3 separate regions of the Mus musculus genome follow, and regions 1 and 3 are each linked to region 2. A link is a loop called in an ENCODE intact Hi-C map of the cell type or tissue named here. Cell type or tissue: heart. All regions are shown on one strand. Links, peaks and the distances in the headings refer to the core of each region. The heading gives the core; the rest is flanking DNA.

Evidence for each region. Hi-C counts contacts between places; a loop is a spot of excess contacts. Peaks named below come from ENCODE experiments on the same cell type or tissue, not always from the same donor. Only the 100,000 strongest peaks of a DNase experiment are listed, where the experiment ranks them.
Region 1: a loop joins it to region 2, with 2.3 times the contacts of the local background. A loop is called at or near these places in 4 of 42 quality-filtered maps.
Region 3: it touches region 2 in a loop (2.1-fold over the local background); 2 of 42 quality-filtered maps call a loop at or near these places.

Annotation. Positions count from the first base shown.
Region 1 is chr10:111,058,465-111,063,637 of GRCm38, reverse strand. The region is part of intron 1 of Gm51781 (a long non-coding RNA gene); the gene reads left to right. Among named protein-coding and RNA genes, the nearest start is that of Gm51781, 5.5 kb to the left of the region's middle. In heart, for the core only: no CTCF peak of the experiment used is centred there; a DNase peak (open chromatin) is centred at 2,787.
Region 2 is chr10:111,006,907-111,012,079 of GRCm38, reverse strand. It overlaps Zdhhc17 (zinc finger, DHHC domain containing 17), which reads left to right and starts at 2,014. Exons shown (of 17, transcript NM_172554.2): 1 at 2,014-2,142. The coding sequence starts at 2,050. In heart, for the core only: a CTCF peak has its summit at 2,394; DNase peaks (open chromatin) are centred at 1,179, 2,049 and 2,289; H3K4me3 peaks cover 2,839 bases; H3K27ac peaks cover 2,322 bases.
Region 3 is chr10:111,470,875-111,476,047 of GRCm38, reverse strand. Nap1l1 (nucleosome assembly protein 1-like 1) reads right to left here and starts at 2,821. Exons shown (of 16, transcript NM_015781.5): 1 at 2,697-2,821. In heart, for the core only: a CTCF peak has its summit at 2,812; a DNase peak (open chromatin) is centred at 2,907; H3K4me3 peaks cover 2,284 bases; H3K27ac peaks cover 1,744 bases.

The sequences.
Region 1 (5,173 bases), core at 668-4,667, 51 kb before region 2:
GTCCAGATCATCATCATCACCATCACCACCACCATCATTATCATCGGCTACAGTGAGGATGTCTGGTGTTATTCAAAGTGCTACAGAGATACTTCAGGATAAGATGCAAGGAGAGCATGGAGGAACACAATATTAACTGGAATTTTAAAAATTCCCCCGTGTGGCTAAGTTTTCAAACATGATCAGCAATAGTTGATTTTTTTTTTAAGGTGGCATAGACTGCTAGTTTGGACCGATTTCAAAAAGACCCTCTCTCAGGCAGAGGAGGGTATCTATGCTGACCCCCTGATCTGTAAATTCTTCCATAGTTTATCTTCAAATCCCCAGGGGAGCCCTGTCCCTGGCACTCAGAGATGAAACACACATTCCAAAAGTGCTTGAGTTCATAAATGGCCTCTGAGAGCCGGGTGTGGTGGGATGGAGGCAGGTGGATCCCCGTGAGTTTAAGAGCAGCCTGGTTTACATAGTACGTTCCAAGACAGCTGGGGCTACATAGAGAGATCTTGTCTCAAAATCCAAAACCCAATCCAAACCAAACCAAAGCAAGTGGCTGCCAAGGTTCTGTTAATAGATGGGGTTGTCTTAGAGGCGCAGTTCCCTGAAAGGATCATGGTCACTCTGAGTTCCCAATAGAGGTCACAGGAACTGGGGTGTTATAGCCACAAATCACAGCTACATTGGAGTAACAGCAATTATGAAGTATCATGTATTTGTTTCGACAGTGCCTTTGCCACAGCGAAGTCTGAATCATTCTGTGTTTGCAGTCCAGTACAGATCTGTCATCGCTGTTAGGAAATAATCAGAGAAACGTGAACTGTGCTTGTGCAGCGGGAAGCACGGCAGTAATGTTATCACGAACCGCGGGGGAAGGTGTTAATGAGTTTCAGGCTTTGGAGATAGTTGCATGGAGAATTACCGATAGGATATTCTTTTTGTACATGGCCTACTCATAGTCCTAACACATATGTGTGTATACATGTACACATGCACACACACACACACACACACACACACACACAAGAAATGGTTACAGCTCCATAAAAACGAGAAGGTAGAATTACAGTTAAGAATAGACTTTCAGGAGGTGGAAGGATGGCTCAATGGACACACCCAAATGCATGTGTTTTCATGGTGATCCCATGGTTCCAACAAGTTGAAAATGGAGATTAACTGTCACAGCCTCCAAACATGTCGACCTCAGTCCCGATGTGCGTGATGAGCTCCCAGGAGCCTTGTTTCAGCCTCGAGGGGCGGGATTTCCCTCTTATCTCCTATGTCTACACTCGTCATTTCTACTAACTGTGCTTTTCTTATCAAGTTATCAGTGGTCTTTCTATCATCACTGGACTTAGCCTAACACAATATAAAATACTGGTATCTATAGATATAACATAAGGGTCATTGTACACAAATGTATCAGTTGATTACAAACATGCTGGTAGGTGTTATCAATTTAAAGAGAATTTGAAATGAGTCATTCAAGAAAACTTAAATGCCCTAAGGTGCTCAGAGCCTGCTGTGGTGGTTTGAGTGAGAATATCCCCTCTGGGTTTATATATTTGAACACCTGGTTCGCAGTTGGTACCATTTGTGACAGTATTTGTGGAGGTTTGGGAAGTGTGGTCTTGTTGGAAGTTGCATGTCACTGGAGGTGGGCTTTGCAAGTTTAAAGACTTGTGCTGTCTTGGTCATTGTTCTATTGCTGTGAAGAGACACCATGACCATGGCAACACCTACAAAAGAAAGCATTTCATTGAGGCTGGCTTATAATTTCAGAGGTTTAATCCATTATCCTTGCGAGCGGGAGGCATGGCAGCACACAGGCAGCCATGGTGCTGGGGAGGTAGCTAAGAGTTGTACATCTGGACCCACAGGCAGCAGGAAGAGAAAGAGTCACTGGCACTGACTGGGGCTTCTGAAACCCCAAAGCCCACATACAACTCCAGAAGTGGGACAGTTCAGTGTCAGCATGGTGGTAAGCACTGGGGCAGGAGGCTGTGCCTGGTTGTGTATGCCACTTGAGATTGTGCTGGGATGACCCACTGCCATAAGACCAGAGCAACACTTTAAAAGACCTACAGCATACATAGCCCCATCTGGCACCTGGAAAAGTTACCAGACGATGCCATCGCAAGCTGGACATAGCAGCACGTACTTGTCACTCATGACTGGAAGGCTGAGGTATGAATATAATAAGTTCTTACTAAGGAACACATACTAAGATATCTGAAGGCCTAAGGATCTATCTCAAGGTGCGTGGTAGACTATGCTTTAATCCCAGTCCTTGAGAGGCAGAGGCGGATGGATTTCTTTGAGATCCAAGACAACTTTGTCTACATAATGAGTTCCAGGACACTCAGGGATACATAGTAAGGCCCTGTTTCAAAAAGTAATAAACAAGGAAATGAATGTGCGTATCTCAGAAGACAAAGAAAAGAGGGTCATCCCCAGAGACCCAAGGCTTTCTTATTTCCTCCACGAAGCAGGATTCATTCTCAAACAATGGTAAGTACATATTCCTCCCTGGAGCTTTCAGTTAGAGGAAGAAGAGGAGGAACTTGGAGAACATCTTCAGAGAGAGAGAGAGAGAGAGAGAGAGAGAGAGAGAGAGAGAGAGAGAGAGAGAGAGTGTTTCCTATGTGAGAGGAGACACAAGAGATGGAACCAGTCCCACGTCTAAGTTCTGCTTAAAGTTTGTCTGGGGTAGCTGGTCAAAGGGTAGGGGAACATTTTTAATATGAGAAATACACAGTAGTTATAAATAGCTTTAAATATGCACGGGAAAAGGAAGGCCATCAGGAAACGCTTCCTGCCAAATCTCCCAGAAATGGAAGATGGAAAATTACCACCCGGCCATAGAGTTTCTCCGATGGGACTCTCTTGGGTCCTTTCACGTTTAACTGTGTGTGTGGTGATGTTTCGGGAGACCTCAGTATTACTCATTGCCATTCATATTTCCTTATTTTCACTCAGAAGAATGGAACGGTCTGTAGCTTGTAGCTTTTTTTGAGAAAAGAAATATTGAAACATTTTTCTTTATGTTTAATGATTCAGAATGTGTGTGTGTGTGTGTGTGTGTGTGTGTGTGTATGTGTGCGTGTGTGCATGTGTGTGTGTTCATGTGTATGTATGTGTATATATGTATGTGCGGGTATATGAGCGCATATATATATATGTGTGTATATATGAATGTATGTGGTATGTATATATATATATGTGTGCATATGTGTAATGTGTGCATGTGGTGTATGTATGTGTGTGCATGTGGTGTATGTATGTGTGTGCATGTGTAATTATGTGTGCATGTCCGTGTATGTATGTATGTATGTATGTGCATGTATATGTATGTATGGGTATATGAGCATGTGTATATATGTGTGTATGCATGTATGTGTATGTATGCATGTATGTATGTCTATGTGTGCATGAATGTATGTATGTATATGTAAGAGTGTGTGTGTGTGTGTGTGTGTGTGTGCATGCATGTGTGTGTGTGTGCATGTGTGTGTGTGATAATCTGGGGAGGGTGCAAGTGTCACAGCACACTGTTGAGTTCAGCAGACAACTCGGTGGAGTCATTTTTCTGCTTTCCATTTCCATGGGTTCCAGAGGACAAACTCAGGTCTATGAGACCTGCTGAGCCACCCCGCAGTCTCCTCTTTTATAGTTGACAAATGTTTTTACATTAATTATATATCTCTGTGGGAAACTATTGATGAAACATCAAATAAATATCCCTCAGAAAGACTCTGAGATATCTGTGTTTTCCACTGCAACTCTGCTTTTTGAGAGGAAGTTGCACATAGCTGAAAAAGACAGAGGGCAATGCCTTTACAATAGGATTTTCTCTGAATCACTTTACACGTGTATATATGTATGTGCATTGCACGGCTCAAGAAGTTGAGCTTAAGAAAACCAAAGCTCTGAGAGAGAAACTAATTAACCATTTGTAGCAAAGAGGAAAAGGGAAAATAGATTGGCTTCTACCCAGAGATCCTTTCATCAAAAGTGGATATTTGTTTCATTGTTTCAATAAAAATTGTAATCACTTACTAGACAGATTCAGGATATTTAGCAAGCAGTCTCATTACTTACCAGTGTTCTGTAGTTTTATGTCGTCAGAATGTAGACAAAATACTGTAGCTACCAACTGTAGCCACCTGTAAGTGCAGCTAGGTGTAGGTATCCATTTTACAGGCGCCTATAAAGCTAAGTGTAAGTTACTTTTCATGTCCCTGACATTATGCCCAACAGAACAACTTACGGAATTACGTCTTAGGGCTCATGGTTTCAGTCCACAGTTGTGTGGCCCCATACACTAAGATAGAGTAGCAGGCTGCCTGGAGTGAAAGGCAGACAAGGCTGGTCTTTATGTATGGGTGAATAGGAACCAGGAAAAGGGAATACAGAAGGGAGCAGAGGGCCTTGAGGACTGACCCCCCAGTAATCTACTTCCTCAACTAGGCTTCTACTTTTCTCCATTACCTCCAGTAATCCTGTTGTCGTATGAATCTATCAAGTGATTAAACCATCGATTATCTCAAAGCTCTTTGTGCAATCATGCCTTACTAATAGGCAATTCTTAATCTGATCGAGGTGACAGTCAAAATTAACTGTCGCAATACATTACCAATAAGAATAAAAAGGCAGACTTGGCTTTGTCCCCTCTCAAAGGGTTTACTATATAGGGCTGGCTGGCCTGGAACTCACTGTGTAGACAGCAGATTGGGTCCAATCTCACAGGGATCTGCCTGCCTTTGTCTCCTGAGAACTGAGATTAGGAGTTTATGCTACCATTCCTGGTCTGTCTGTCCATCCTTCCTTCTTTCCTTCCTTCCATTTTTTCTTGTTTGTTTCGGGTGTGTATGTGTGTTATGTAAATGAGGTGTTATGTGAGTGTGTGAATAAGGGTATGTCTGTGCATGATATATTCATGTATGACTGTATATGAAGTGTATGTGTACCTGTGAGGGCACACATGTACAGTTATTCATGGGCCAGAGTGCAGGTGTGGAGGTCAGAAGACTAATCTTGGATGGTACTTGTTTTCCGCCTTGTATCTGGACTTTGACGTGCCTCCCCACCCCTGCCTCAGATGCCAGCCCGGCTGTAGGAACACAAGGATTATTATAGACATGCGCTACCACCCGGCTTTGCTTGGGTTAAAGGAAGT
Region 2 (5,173 bases), core at 538-4,537:
CTTGGCCTGAGTGAAGCCAAGCATCGTGGTAGTGGGAGCATCATGGAAAAAGCAGGTTGACTCATAGTGGACAGAAAGAAGAAAGAGCCAACGACAAAACAAAACCAACAACAAAATCCCTACATTAAAAAAAAAAAAAGAAATATCTTGATTTACTTAATTTTGTTATCTAGTTAACCTACAGCTTTTTAAATTACCAAACCACCACGTGGGCTAAACAGTAGATTTTGCTGACTCAATTAATTTGGACCGTTCTTTCAAAGCCCTCTGTGAACCCAGGCTTCTCAGGTTGAACACCTCTTTTATGAAGATGTCCACCATACACCTGCACTCCATGGGCACTCATACAAATTATTTTGTTTTTGTTCCCCATACCTAGTTCTGTCGTTCATTTCATGTTGGTTTGAATGCCACACCCTCTCAACTGTTTCTTTACTCTTTTTTTTTCCCCTAGATTTGGGTAAATGCAAAAGCCTAAGGGTAAGGAGATCGAGCCTGTAATATTACAGGAAAAAAAAAAAAGAGTCTGTTCATGCTGACACGTGACTGAAGAAAATTTCGGTGCTGTGAACGAAAAACTAGGAATTCTGTTTAGAATTGCATGGTTTCTGGTTTCTGCCAGGACAAAAAAAGAAAGAAAGAAAAAAAAAAAAAGAAGAAAAGAAAATCGGTCCGTGCCGGAAGGAAAAGCCCTGCTGAGAGGATACACACAGAGACAGGCAGCGCCAAAGAGACCGCTTCTTTCCCCCCACCAGAAGCAGCTATAAAATAGCATATTCATCCTTTTTCTGAGTGATTACTGCCCGTTTACCGACGAATACTAGGTCTACTTTGCCGTTTTCATTTGTTACTGGGAGAGCACAGTATTGAACGGACCTAGCCTCGTGATCTCGTCCAATGCCTTGTTACTCCTGGTTTTTCCTCACCTCCTCAGAATCGATTATGTCCAATCCAGAACCGATCTCAGCTCTCCCCAGACCCTCCTCAGATTCTTTTGGCGGGAATATAAACCTTACAAAGGGGTTTCCTCTTCCATGCCCCATCCTTTTTTCCTCTGACGTGCCTTCCTCCCGATCTACCAGTAAATCTGGCTTTGTCCGACTGCAGGTTTTTTCCCCTCTGGTGATCTTTGGCTGATTTGGCTTTGACAGGGGACTGGTTAGTATCAGAATCTCTAATCAGATCGCTCTTTGCTAAATGTTCCCTGGCGCTGTAGAGATTTACAATCCCTAGTAGCCCAAACCAGAAACAAATCCTTTCTGCAATTGTTCCATCAGCCCCCTCCCAACCCCAATATCCTCTTAAAGCCGGCTTTAATCATTTTTATCTGGGTCACACTCTAGAGCTTTCATTTTAAAAAGGTTTCACTTTTGAATCCCCGGGTCCCTATTAAAATGCAGCAGATGGGAAAGTGTGGGGCTTTGACCTTGTCAAAAGCAAGGATTTTAAAAAAAAATGCCCTAGCTCAATCGCAAAGAGGGCATCACACAACAAAAGCTTTTTCAAGGAAGCCAATTTTTTTTTTTTTTTTTTTTGTCCTTGCTTCTCCCGGTGTCCCCGAGGCACAGGTGCGGAGGCGAGGAGAACGCATCCTTGCTCTCCCAGGGTCACACCCTAAGCCCTTCCAGCCCTTGGAAGGCTCGGGACCCTGCCCTGCGCGGCTCTGGATCTCCGTCTTGTGTCGCGCGCGGCCTTTCCCGGGTGGCCGGAGCCGAGGAGCAGCAGCAGCAGCAGCAGCAGCATCGGCCTCCGACCGGGACCCGCCCCCGGGCCGCGGCGCCCACGCCCAACGCGGTCCGCTGCCCCGGCGCAGTGCAGCAGAGAGCACACTCCAGCCCCGGGCCGGGTCGGGCCGGGCCGGCGCACGCGCATCGGGACCCGCGCCCTCCGCGGCGGGAGGGGCTGAGGGGGCGTCCCGGGGGCTCGGAGGGAAGAGGAGGTGGCGGCGGTGGCGGTGGCGCCGCGTCGCCCTCATCCGGGCTCGCGCTCGCCCTCGCGCTCGCCCTCCGCCTTGCCGAGCCCCGCGAGGCTGAAACGCTTTCTCCCAGCATGCAGCGGGAGGAGGGATTTAACACCAAGATGGCGGACGGCCCGGATGAGTACGAGACCGAAACGGGCTGCGTGCCCCTTCTCCACCCGGAGGTGAGGGACGGCGCCGAGCGCCTTCCCGGGACCCTGCGGTCCCGCGGCCTCGCTCCCTCAGCCTCGCCCGGGGCGGCGGCCGAGGCGTCCGGCGCGGTGACCTGTGGCGGGACCCCGGGGGAGGCTGAAGAAAGCGAGTCCAGGCCCGAGCGCGGCGGCGAGCGAGCGGATAACGGGGGAGGAGATAGCGGGGCGGGCCCGGCCGGGGCGGGCTCTGGGACGCCGTCCCTGGCGGTGCCTGGAGGACAGAGGTGGGGATGGCGATGGTCCTGTGGTGTCGCCGCGCTGCCTGCGGGTGCAGGGGCGACGGGGGCCTGCTGACACTTTGGAACCTCGGCCGGAGCCCCTGGTCTCGCTCCAAGCCTCCCCAGGCAGGGGAGGCAGCCGATCTGCTGTTTGGTTTTAACTCTCTCCTCGTCCCCTCTTTCTCGGTGGCGGATGACACGACCCTTCCCATCAGTTCACTCGTTCCCCGGGGATCGTAGTTTTCCTGGGCAAAGTGATGTCCTTCCAGATTATGCCATAGCAACCAGCTCGCCGCTGGGGACAGCGAATTTCGGGGTGTGTTTGCCCTTAGGCTATTAAAAAGAAAAGAAAAGAAAACAACAAAAAAACAAAAAGAGAGAGGGTCTGAACTTTGGCGAATAAACGCACGCACCCATTAGCTTGTCACAAAGTAGCGCTGTTTGGGGACTGTCAGGGAGGGTAGACAGCGCAACACGTTTCCCACCGTTTTTTCTTTTGTATCTCCTGGACGGGAACAGTTTTCTCTGCCGGAGCCGTCAGGTTCTGCCCGTTGTTTACCTCCCAGTTTGTAGCTGAGTTTGTGTTTAGTAAAGGCCTGGAAGCAATTCTTTGTGTATCCAGGTTTGTTGATTATTATTATTATTATTATTATTATTATTATTATTATCATCGGTGCACGGTGAGATGCGGGGAGGGCAGGAAAGTGTAGCGCAGCTTCCTGCAGAACTCAGGTCGTGTTTTGAGGTTGAGAATGGTGTCCAGATCCGTGGTGTTCGAATAAACGTGGTTACTTTGCATTCGATTGATTTTATTTCTTCCTGGCTTTTGTGTCTTGTTTTTTTTTTTTTAATTGTAAATACAAAGGACCACTTTCGTATTAATACCCTATTATCTCTTAACTTGATCATACACACACACACACACACACACACACACACACACACACATACACACACACACACAAACTGAGACAGTTTCTTAGAAATATATGCTGAGACAAGTCTCATTAGAAAAGACTGTTTTGGGTTTCTGACACAGCTATGCAGTAAGAAGAAACTTTCTGAAAAATTAAAGTGGCAATAAACTTAGAAAGATTTCTTTTGGTTTACACAAGGTCCTAAAATATGTCCAGAAAGTTTTCAGATGTTGTGTTGTATTTGGGGTTAAGGAATATTTCTGCTCATCGGTTCCTGTGGGTATATTTCAAGCACTTAAAAGTGTCTTATGTATTTTAATGTACTGTGGCACTCAGTGGATGTTTGGAGGTAGAGAGAGACGGATTAGGAGCTCAAAGCTATCTTTGAGAGTATAATGTGTTGGAAGCCAGCTTGTGGCTCAGTGAGACCAAACTATACACACACACACACACACACACACACACAAAAAAACAAAAACAAAAACAAAAACCTTTCCTCTTTGTAAAAATGTATGTTGTTTGTTACCCTAAACATAATTTTGCAGGGTGTGGTCATTCACACCCAGTACTTGGGAGTCAGGAATGTCTCTGAGTTTGAAGTCAGACTAATCCACATAGCAAGTTCCAGGCCAGCCAGGGCTGCATAGGGGCACTGTGTCTCAAAACAGTTGTTGTTTTTCTTAACCTACTAGTAAATCTAGAGATTGCTTGGTATATAGAGAGCTTGAACTTAAGGTGTCACCAGTCTGTTATTTAACAGATGGAATCTTACTAGAAAATCAACTTCCCTATTGCTCAGAGGTGAAATTGGTAAGATAGAGACTTCTTTTGCCAAGTAAGCACTAGGTCTAGTAAGTGTAAGTCTGGAACGTTGGGGACCGACTGAAATAGTCCTCATTTTCTGTGGTTAGTTAATTGCTCCTGCGGTAGACCTGATGCACTCCTTACAGTGTGCTAGGAGCAGAACGGGGCATGCTGTTTGTCTAGAGTGTGTGAAGTTGGGATGATGATGATGGTAATGATGCTGCTTAACTAATGGCCCATTAAGGAGATAATGGAGAGCCCAGGCTTTTGTGTCACACTGACTGGGTTACCTTTCTGTCACGGCTTCTGTTTTATTTATCTCCATCCCTTCCTGCTCTTCTTCTTTCTCTCCCAGGCGTGGTGCCTTGTAGCCTTCAACTCCCTCTGTATCTGAGAATGACCTTGAATTTCTAGTTCTCTTACCTTGGATCAGCTATGTGCCACAACACCCAGTTTACGCAGTGCTGGGGTTTGAACCCAGAGCTTTGTGCATACTAGGCAAGCCCCTGTTACCAGCACCTCATCCCTAGTCCTGGATTCTAATTTGGAATCCTCAATAATTAAATGATAGAAAGTAAAAACTTCTTAAAGCTTTTTTCCTATTTGTTCATCAGAAACTATCGATGTTTCCAGACTTTGTTTAACCGTACGGGAATATATGTCAAAATTCATCAATGAACACACTTTAGGGGCTCTGGTAAGGGCATCTTTCCACGCTTACTATCAGAAGAAGTGTTGCTTTCTTTTTGAGTAATTTAGAAATTTATATGTATTGAAGTTTTTTTTTTTTTTTGGCAGGGCGGGTGAGACAGGGTATCTCTGTGTAGTCCTAGCTGTCAGAGAACTCATTTTGTAGACCAGACTGGCCTTGAACTCACAAAGATCTGCCTGCCTCTGCCTCCCAAGTCCTGGAATTAAAGGAGTATACCACCACCACCACCCAATTTACGTGTTTTTTTAATTTATTGGATTTACATTTTGTAGAAAAGTTTCGTTTTACTTTTTTCTTTGGATTTAATACTGTCACAAAAAATATTTTCTAAGTATTTGTTAGACGGATAAATA
Region 3 (5,173 bases), core at 668-4,667, 460 kb before region 2:
TGTTCCCCTGTAGTATCACCCTTTAAAAAAATGTTTTGTAACCTTCGTTTTGCTTACATTTATGTCCCTATACATGTGGATGTTGGATGCCCTAGCACCAGTTACAGTTGTGAGAGACAATGTGGGTGCTGGGAATTGAACCCAGGTCCTCTGCAAGAGCAGTCAGTGAGTGCTCTTAACCTCTAAAAGCCAGCTCTGTAGCATTTTATTTATTGTAAGAAAATTATAGCCAGGCAATGGTGAAGCATGCTTTAATCCCAGCATTTGGGAGGCAGAGGCAGGTGGATTTCTGAGGCCAGCCTGGTCTACAGAGTGAGTTCCAGGACAGGCAGGACTACTACACAGAGAAACCCTGTCTCGAAAAACCAAAATAGAAAGAGAAAATAAAAAGGAAGAAAATTATACCTCCTTTTCCACTTTAAAACAAAAATGTGAAACTTTTGAAGTAAAAAAAGTCCAAACTACATTTTTACTAATGAGTTGCTAACCCAAGGTGTCCCAGTAACGTGGTGGTCTAGCCATCTATTAGCAGGTGTGAGGCAGCCACTCCCAAGACCTCACCTCTAGCATGCACTTGAGTGTAACTGGCTGAGTCAAGTTACAATTCTAACAGGCGGTTTTCTGTAAAGCAGACACCATAATGACCTTAAGGTTTTCCAACTTTCTTCCCAGTCCTCTCAGCTTAGCACTTCATACCCAGGCAAATCAATCACTTATGTGCTCATGGTATGAGATACAGGTCAGAATTTCTCTAGGCATCTTTAATCCTTTGAAAACTGAACAAAATAATGTATTTTGACATTATCAGATCTTATTTAGCCCCTTTCTTTTATTGGCCTATGTCACCTAAAGCCAATACAAGCAAGCAAATAAGGAAATTAACTATAGAATTTTAGACACACTGGCTCTGCCAAGAGTGTTGTTTTTAATCTCGTGAAAGGGCAAGTCAGGTGCCACAATCAGTATTAAATTGTCAATTATAGGGCCAAAGACCAAAAACAAAAGAACAGGTATTTTTGCAACAGATAAACCTGACAAAACTTTTCTTGATATGTTTTAACTTCTATTTAATAATCTAAATGCTGACATCAGAAGAACATCTATTAAGTCAAGATTTGATGACAGATGTCTAAGTCCCCACTACTGCTAGATTAAATCCCTCCAATCCAGACTTAAAGTAGTTGTACAGTTTAAATCTGGGATAGACACTTCAACCATAAACAAGTCTGAAGATAAGAATTCCAAGACCACTGAAACCTCCCATTTACTGGTAGTTTTAAAATTAAAGGTGCACGCCTTTAATCCCAGCACTTGGGAGGCAGAGGCAGGTGGGTTTCTGAGTTCCAGGCCAGTTTGGTGTACAGAATGAGTTCTAGGACAGCCAGGGCTACACAGAAAAACCCTGTCTGGAAACCACCACCCCCACCCCATCCCGCCCCCCCCAAAAAAATCAAAAAACAAAAAAATGTAAATTTTAGGCACTCCTCTAATCCAAAGTATTCTTTGGATATTAAGTTTGGGAAGGTGTTTTGATGGCGTCTATTTTCAAAAGTGGTAAACTTTATGTTGGCTCTCCTGAAATTAGAGGTGTTGGGAAAGTCTTTAAAACGTTTCTCATTTTGGAATTTAGAGACAGGAGACAGTCTGAAGTAGTTAGCCCTGGAAGATAGCCTGTATGCCTGGTGCATCCTTTTAGTCTGGGAAGCCCTGCCCTCTGGACAGGACCTGTCTCCGCCCTCCCTCCGATGCCACTCCTGAGATCTTTACAGAAATGTGGCGCACTGAGCTTGGTCAGTATATTATTAATGCCTTGTTCCACCCCATGGTCCTTCCACTTCATCCCTAGTGAGAATTCTGGGGGGAGGGAGGGGGTGCTGCCTGAAGGGAAGAACCACGCTGTTGGTCTATTAAACTCGAACCCCACTCCCCACCCCCAACAAGCCAGCCCTTCTTAGTTTTCGTCTCAGAACCATCTGGAGGTTTAAGGAGACTAGGATTAAGTCTCTCCACACAAATATACCCCGGCCACGTTACCCATCGAAGTTCTAACTGTACCTGTGAGACACAAAACAAGATCTTTTGTTAAAAAAAAAAAAAAAAAAAAATAGCTAGGCTGAACGCTTTGCACGTGTTAACCCCTTATAACCCTGGCGGTGGAGGCTGCTCGCCCCTCCATCCTCCCATCCGCTAGCACAGTTCCCTCCAGGAAGACCCAGGGAGCCGGTGAGACCGTGGCGGGACTGGTACTCGTGGCGACCCCTCCTCCTCCTCCAACTCCGACGGAGGTGTCGGGTGGGCCCCGGCAGGGGTCTCCGGCCGCCCGCGGCGCGGTCCCCACGTGCCCCGGCTCCTGCGCGCCGAGGCCGCGCGGCCTGCACAGCCCCTCCCTGCGGGCGGAACTCGCGCGGCCACCGTTCCTTCCATGTCCCCCATCCCCGCGGCCCGCCTCGCCGGGGTTGCCCTCGCGGTGGGCTCCACCGAGGCAGAGGCGGCCGGGCGACCCAGGGCGCCCCGCGGCGTGGCCTCCTCCTCCTCCTCCGCTCTCCCGCGGCCTCGCCGTCCCGCGCGCCCCGCAGCCGCCGGCGCTCCCCGGGGTCCCTCAGGCCGCATGGCCGCTCCGGAGCGCTCACCCCGCGGCCTCAGCCCGACACCTCGCAGGCCCCCGCCACCCGGCCCTCCCGGCCCCCAGCCGTTACCGTTCCAGGAGGCTCGGACGCGGAGCCGGGCGGCGGGAGCTGCGCAGGCAGTGACTCAGGGCGGCGGCAGCGGCGGCGGCGGGAGGAGCAGGAGGCGGCGCCGCGAGCAGATGGCGCTAAAAAAGACCCGAGAGCCCGCCGCTCGCGCTCATATACAATTAGCGTCAGCACGTAGGGCTGCTCCGACGCCCTCCCCCTGGCCTCGGCGTTGCGTAGCAACGGGAGCGGGAGGCGGGCCTGGGCCTTGTTGCCTGGTTACAGAGCCGTCCTTCTTCCCCGGCACCTTAGGCTTCCCGCCTGTGGCGGTCTTGTGCTCGCCATCTCTTCTCCCTTCTACGCTGCGATGGAAATCCCAATCCCACAGCGACGACCCATAGGTCCCGCTCCTGGTTCTCCTTGCCCGCCTGGGTTAGGGACACAGCCTAGTGGCAGGCTTGCAGTATCCTGGCTAGGATTCCCATCCGCATCCAGACCTAATCCCAGCACGCCTCTCCCCTCTCCCCACCCCCTTCTCCTCTGAAACCATTTTCCCACTCTAGCTGAGAACTAACAACTCTTTTCTTGTGACCACCGCGGCAGCGTCTTCGGCTGGTTTTGCTTCTAACTCGGGGCGCCTCTACGCCTTTTAGGGTGTTCCACATCACGTTTACCTGATACACAACCCTTCATCTCTGCTTTAGTTCATTTGATGGAAGTAAAGAGCGTATTTTTGCGTATTACTGCTTTATAATGAAAATAATCAGCATACCAATTTTTCATCTTCCTGAAAAAGTAAATCAACCCTTAAGCTCATGAAATCTTGCAGCTATTTTTCAGTTGACTACAAATCACCTGTTCTGTTAACTATGTTTGGTGCTTTGGGGTTTTGTTTTTTAGGTAGGGCCACAGTGAGGCCCTGCAGGTATCAGATTTTAAATCTTTCAGAGAGTGGCTATGTGCCACAATTTGAGATCGTCAAATCAAACAGCTGTGCTCCAAGTGTGGTCTTTATGGTGGGAGGTTAATCTGTCTATAATACTAAGGCACTGTCTACATTTTACATTCCCATCCTCCCACAAGCCTTCACTGGAGTCTTCCAGACACTACAAGTCGTGAGATAGGGCAACATTGGAAATACAAACAGACAGACAGGAGAATCTGGTTATCTGTTGTGAAATCAGGCATGGAAGAACTTGGCAAAAAGTAGTATGTGCATACAAAAGGCTATGTGCTAGTATTTTAGTGAAAGAATAACTACTCTTTGAGTCCTTTGGATGTAGCTCATTTGGTAAGAGTGCCTGCCTAAGATGCATGAAGGCCCCAGGTTCAAACCACAGCATCACATAGCCCACACATGGCTTCATTTCTGGAGTTGCACCCCTGCAGAGATAGAGGCACAGGGATAAGGAATTTAGGGTCATAGAGAGTTCCAGGTCAGCGCGGAATATTTAAGGCCCTGTAGCAGAAAAAAAAAAAAAATCACTGTTAATTTCCAACAAGATAACTATCAGTATCTGGAATGCACACAAAGGTCTCTGGGGGAAAGTGGAGTGTGGTGTCACACACCAGTTAAGCCAGAACTCTGGAGATAAAGACAGGAGGATTTTCAACTCTACTGCAGCCTGGCTACGTAGTGAGACCCTATCTTAAAGCTAAGCAAAGCTTTTGGACTTGTCAAAGGTTTTTTGGGGGCTTGCTTATTGGTTTGTTTGTTTTTAAAGGAAAGATCCTGGGACATCTATTAGTTTCCCTGAAACTTTAAAATGTCTGTAATTAGCATTAGTCAAGTTGTTCAAGGTCACATGGGAAATCTAGGATCGAATCCAGAACTGTTCAAATGATCACCTCCTTTTGCCAAGTCATGGAATTCACGTTTCGGAAAAAAAAATGTCAAGCCCAGGCCTCCATCATGAAATGAGTTGTGTGGCAGCCAATATCAATACAGCAGCACCTAGGAGAAAAACCTGGGTGTGTCTGTGAGGGCGTCTCTAACTTGTGCTCGTTGAAGTGGGAAGTTCCTCTTTTGGGTTGGTGACATCCATGCATGGGCTGTCTTGAACTGAATAGGAAAGAGAACGCAAGCGGAACACCAACATGAACTGCCTTTTAGCTCTTGATTAGATGCAATGTGGTGAGTGTCACCATGTTGTCCCCGATGGGAAAGACAGATTGCACCCTCCAACTCTGAGCCACGGCAAATCCTTCCTTCCTAACGTTCTCTCAATTAGGCATGCTTTCACCGCCATTTAAAAAAGGAAAGCAAGTTGGGACCGAGTATTTTGTCAATTGAATCCAAACTTACTCATAACTCACTCTTTTTTGGGTATCAAACCACCTCTGTTCTAAGCGTCACTCTCTATTTGTCATTTGCTTGCGGAGACAGGACCTCGCTATGGGACTCTAGCTGTCCTAGAACTTAACTCCCTATGTAGAGCAGAGATCAGTAGGCCTGTGCCTCCCCAGTGCTAGGATTAAAGGCATGAGCTGCCACACATGGT